Regions from separate parts of the Homo sapiens genome. Here region 2 is linked to region 1. The links are chromatin loops, found by intact Hi-C in ENCODE. Cell type or tissue: PC-3. All regions are shown on one strand. Links, peaks and the distances in the headings refer to the core of each region. The heading gives the core; the rest is flanking DNA. Region 1 has its middle 370 kb from the start of MIR1269A. Region 2 has its middle 300 kb from the start of MIR1269A.

Region 1 (2,928 bases), core at 165-2,664:
TGTATAATACTATGTGGCTGGAACTACTTTAAAAATTTGTTTATTCAATTATTTTGTCCTCATAACAACTTTGTGGAGTAGATTCTGTTATAGTCTCATCTCCATTACTGATGAGAAAACAAGAAGGCACAGAGTGTTTAAGAAACTTGTTAATCAGCAGTTGGCTCAGAACATACACACTGTCTCCACACCTTGTGTTCTTAGCACTATGCTTTGTTGCTTCTCTAACATAGGCCCTTATTTCTAGGGACTCAAGACACTTTTTTTCTTTATTGAATTGAATAAATGTACAAATCAATATGTCCAATATTCATTAAAGTTTCATCTTTAGTTGAATAATCTATTTCAAGTATTGGAATCAAATACGTGAAAATGATGAGCTAAGGCCTTCTTAAAAATGGTGTTTCATTTAAATTTAGTTTGTGAGATATTGTTTTCTAGGTATTATGTGAGGAATTCATGTTACACTTTAACGTATGTAAGACTCCAGAGCAAAACCCTGCAATAAAGAAGCTTGGTTAACTTTGTTTTAACCCACACTTACTTGACAATATAATCTTTGTAGAAAGGCAGTAAAACCTCTTAGTATCCTACAGAAGTAAAGTTTTCCAGAATACAAAGTGTTAAAATTACCCAGGTGATAGTATTTCTCATAGTTTTCATCATAGACACTATTTACTAATGGGAAAGGTTTTAAATGCTTTAAATAGCATTTCCTGCCTCTATGGGTTATTTATACACTTATTTCTAAATATACAAATATTAATTATACTTTCTCATATAATTATGTTTTTATACTCTAACCAGATGCCACATGGAAGTCGTTAAAATTTTAATATTCATCCATATTAATAAGCAAGAGATAAACTCAAGAAAAAAATAGTTACAACGCTCCAATCTGAGTATGCAGGCTACTCTTTGGCAGAAGATGCATAAAATGTTTCCCTGTAGACCAGGGAAAATTCTCATCTCTCAAAATATTTACACTAGGAAGTGATTGAGATGTTTGGAAGGTGCAAAGCAGTCTTGCAGTTGACATTCATATTGTGTTTTGCTAGAAAAATCTAGCTAAATGATTTAATGCCAATATTTGATGACTGTCTACTATCGCTTATTCTATTGTGGAAGTTTAAGATGTATAGTGAAAAATGTAAAATATGTAGATTCTATTCCATATCTACACATTTAAATTATATGCATTCTTCAAGACCCCATTCAAGTGTAGAAAACTTCTATAATGTGTTTTTGATGATTTTTAAGCCAAATGTGAGTTCTCTCTAAAACTCTGTCTTAATGTACTTATTACACCTAACAGTTTCAACACTAAAATTAACTTATGTTCACATTTGTCTTTTTCTGATAGATTGTAAGCTCCCCAAGGGAAAAATTCATGTATAAGCTAAACTTGCAGCTCCCAAAGTGACTTGTACATAGTGAACACTCAATGCATATTTGAGCAATGAATCAATGAATAAATAAATGAGTGAATAACATTGATAGTCATGATGAAAAAACAAATTATTTTCTGTCACCCTTAAAATGAATGCATTTCATTATTTCCTCTGAAGAACAAAAGGAAAATTTCCAGTGTTAGTTTTCTCTAGAACTAGATTTAATCACAGCAGATTTATGCACTGAGCTGAGTAGTAAATCCGTTTTAGTATTGATCCTGTTTAGAATAGTGAGTGACTTTGGACAATTTCAATCTTGTAAAGTAGAACATTTAGCAATGACATGTCAGAAAGGCCTATGCTCTATTAGAAATAGCAGCAGATTTATTCCAGCATTTATCTGGTTTATGCAGAATTGCTAGTCTCTTTTGTCCCATATATGACAATCTAATACATCTCAACATGCTTAAATTTATATCTAGATGAAGGAAACTTCTGGAGTCAATTTTTAGATTGTTAGAGAAGTTAGTGAGTGTCTTGATGAATGGTCAGTGTACCATAGTACTGTCTCAAAATGCAACCACTTTTCTTTCTAACATCAGCAGGTTTTAAAAATGAGAAATGAACCTCTTAGAAATGGGCAGGTTCAGAAGTAAACTTCATGTAGCAGATTATGACTAGATCTATTTACAGAGATCCAATTCCCTTACAAGTAAATTAGTTCATCAAAAATCAACAATCTGAATTGATTTTAAAGTCAGCTGAAGAAAACATAATTATTACTATTTATTTGTTGATGCTTATGTTCCAGACACTATCTTGGGTAGTTTATCTCATTTAATTTTTGCAACATCCTGCAATAAAGGTAACAGAACCATTTAGAAATCAGTAAAGTGAAGCCTCAGGACTGTGAACAGTTGCCAAAGAGGTAAATTTGAAGTGGCAGAATACCAACCTGCCATAATTAACCTCAAGCTAATCATGGCCTCCTCACTTTCTCACATTGCTAAGTAATAAATATTGATTCATTTATTTTGACCATAAGCATAATTTTGAAATAAGTTATTGTTAGGAAAGGCAATGCATATTTTTTATTTTGTAGTCCCTGTTTACATGTTCGCTAATCATTGTAGCCTACTAAATATATTCTCAGTATTCTGGATATAACAGCACTGTGATTTTCTTTTACTTTTACCTGCTTTCTCATTTCCAACACTAAGGGTTGACCCTGAGGATTAACAACAACATTGTCTATGTAGATTTAACAATTCAAGAAGAATAAAGTCAATCTACAGACAAATTAATTTATTCAACAAATATTTATTGAATACCCATTATGTATCAGACACTCTTCTTAGGAACTGAGAGTACAAATATGATAAATTTCACCTCCAAGAAGCCCACAAACCAGAGGGTGGGGGGAAGCAGATTTTGACAAAATATAAATTATACATAATGTGTTAGGAGTTTCAAGGCTATGGTTTAACTATCTTAATTGGTGATTCCAAATGTATTCTAGATTTTAAAAAATTGTAAA
Region 2 (2,928 bases), core at 205-2,704, 72 kb after region 1:
TTTTACTCTGTACTTGTCAGGATCTAGGAAATGTTCCAATAAGCTTTAATAGATACTGGATTAATTTATAAGTCAAAGTCATATATATTTTCATCTCTACCACATGAACCAGCTCTATACCTTCAACTGACCCTTCTGAACCCATGGGCACATCCCCATGACCCTTGTAATTCCCAGTTCCCTTGCCGCCTCCTCTTTCTCTCAGAGGATGTTGGAAATTTATTTTTGAAGTAGGGAGCAGCACTCCATTTATTCAAGTAGTTATTATTTTTTATTTCTCTTAACAGAGTTTTATAATTTTCCTTAAGTCTTTTGTGTCTCAAGTCAAAAATATGCAAGTATTTAATGCTTTGTATTACTATTTCAAATAGCATTTTTTCTGAAATTTATTATTTATTTATTTATTTGCTGTCCGGTACTAGTATGAGCAGAGTTTGTTTTGAGGATTTATTTTAGAATCTTATTTTTGAGCAGGCAATTCTCTGGCTAATTTTCTTGACTATTCTAGTAATATAAACATCTCATCTGAAAATACTGATCATTCTATTGTTTCTTTACCATCTTTGCTAGACATATATATTTTAAAATTTAATTCCTACACAGTTTGAGAGCCTACAGAAAGGAAGAAGCTCCCTGCAAGACTTGAATTTTTTTATTTTTTGCAATTTTAAGGGTTGAATTAAAGACCCTTTACAATGATGGACTCAGGGTTCAGGAAAGTAACATTAATTCAAATATCACCTATCCAAAAAGTGGAAGATTAGAGAAGGCCTTCAAAGACACAGATCAAAATCCCTCAGAGAAAAATAAACCAGTGACATTTTAACAAATCAGAAAATCTGCATAAAATAAAAACTGAAGAAATACACTAATATCTAGTGGATGTTTCAAAATAGAAAATATTTCTTAGTTTTCTTAATAGAAAGTATAGGATCAATTAAGCAGAGTCTAATTAGCAGAAGTAGATTAGTGGCCAAGTCATTTGCATTTCCTTATTGACGTGTGTGAGTGTGTGTGTGTGTGTGTGTGTGTGTGTAAGATTTTGGAAGGTTAAAAATTAAAATGGCATATCAAACATCTATTTTATTTTCAGATATTGTGCATTGACAATGTGCCCCTGCAAACCTCCAGGGATATTTATGGGTTATGTTATGACAAAGAACTTTTATACAACTTAGTATGACTGGCAAAAAGGCAGGTGACTAAAAAGAAAAAAAAAAGACTGAACATTACAAGTTTTCAAACAGTCTTTCATTGTCTGAGATGAAGCCCGAGTTCTTGTCCTACTTCCAAGACTATTAAGGAGCACGGACACAAAGGTAAGGTTAGAGCGAAAGTTTAGTAAGCAAAAGAAGAAAGTTCTCTGCCCGCAGAGAGTGGGTCCCCAGTTGGAATGCCCATTATGAGGTTGGGGTCCAGGGTTTTTATGGGCTGGTAAGGGGAAGGAATGTGCTTAGTCTGCGAGCTGTCTTGGCAAACTCGTGACTCAGCTTGGCGCTGGACCTTGGCCCCGGACCCATCAGGAGCTGAAATGATGATTCATAGATCATTAGCCTGGCTCAGGTTGTATCAGAAGCTGAAGAGAAAGCTTGGCCCGGGACCAATCAGGGGCTGAGGTGATGATTCATAGATGCTGGGTTTATAGTCCTAAATAAAGGAAAGTAGAGTCCCCACCGGAATCCACCAGAGCCCACCGTGCCCATGCCCACAAAAGAAGAAAGTTTTCCTGGGAGCACACTGACTATCCAAAGGACAAAGGCATTTCTATGCCAGGTCTTGTTCCCTTATCTGAGTGAGCTGGAGGTTTGTGCAAGTTTTTTTCCAAATGGCCCAGAGGTTTTTCTATCTGTGCAGCTATGGGCATGTCTCCAGGCACAACACCCTGTGCTAGTTCCCTTACGCGTGCCTGCAGCTTGAATTTTTTTCCCAGGCTGCTTTTCATGTTATGGTGGGATGAGGCACTGACCCATGGGTGGCGGTGGGGAGCTATCTGAGACCCTTCCCTTGTTATCTACCTAAGGCAAGCTAACTAACTCCTTTCAGTATGATTAGAGACAAACTCACATGTGATTAGTTTACACACCTTCCTTTACATGAAGCTCCTACTCCATGTTGGATCTACCATGCTGTGCAAACTTTATGAGCTTCCCTACAAAAGCAGACCTGTTTCCAGTATCTACAGGTGTTTGTATTTGACAGTTTAAATACCTGAACTGACCCAGAAGTTTTGACTCAGAAAGCCATCATGTGTCTTACCCTTAGCTTTCATTCACCTTTACTCCTTTAAATTTTCTATTAAGTGTTCTCTTGTCAGCTGAGAGCAGCATAACCAGGCCCACGATATTCACTCATTGAGCCCAGTCATAGACCACAATATTTATCTATGTCTATTATCTAACAAGATACAAATTGCTGGAAATAGAAACACAAACCAAGTCACCCGGTCCTCTCCCATCTGCAGAACAGATGTTGTCAGGATTATTCCATATGGAGGTAAGCAAGGCAGATGTGTCCTTGTTTCCTCGATATTTTTTTGTTGTTCAAAGCACGATAGCATATCTCAAATTTGCCCTCAGCATTAATGTCTTGCAACTTTTTTACTTGTTTATCTAATGGTGGAGTGGGGCTAAAAAGACATTTAATGCTACTTCATTTAAAAGGTGAAATAATTGAAAAATTTTTTGAATTCAGGTAAACAAAAAAATAATCTTTTAAAATTCAAGACAATTATCTGGTGATACACATTTGGGATCTAAAGAGACAAGAGAGAGCATTTAGTGCTCTACACAAATATTTCAGTGAGTGAATATTTCACATGAATGGGTCTTCAGACCGAGACTTGGAAACACTTTGTCATCAAAGACTCACAATAAAAGATCTCATGGATAACTTACTTTTCTCATTCTTAATATACCTTTCATGTCATGT

Evidence for each region. Peaks named below come from ENCODE experiments on the same cell type or tissue, not always from the same donor. Only the 100,000 strongest peaks of a DNase experiment are listed, where the experiment ranks them.
Region 2: it touches region 1 in a loop (2.2-fold over the local background); 2 of 110 quality-filtered maps call a loop at or near these places.

What each region holds. Positions count from the first base shown.
Region 1 is chr4:66,646,192-66,649,119 of GRCh38, reverse strand. No RefSeq gene overlaps it. Among named protein-coding and RNA genes, the nearest start is that of MIR1269A, 370 kb to the right of the region's middle. In PC-3, for the core only: no CTCF peak of the experiment used is centred there; no DNase peak of the experiment used is centred there.
Region 2 is chr4:66,573,810-66,576,737 of GRCh38, reverse strand. No RefSeq gene overlaps it. Among named protein-coding and RNA genes, the nearest start is that of MIR1269A, 300 kb to the right of the region's middle. In PC-3, for the core only: no CTCF peak of the experiment used is centred there; DNase peaks (open chromatin) are centred at 1,537 and 2,287; H3K4me3 peaks cover 1,391 bases; H3K27ac peaks cover 2,171 bases.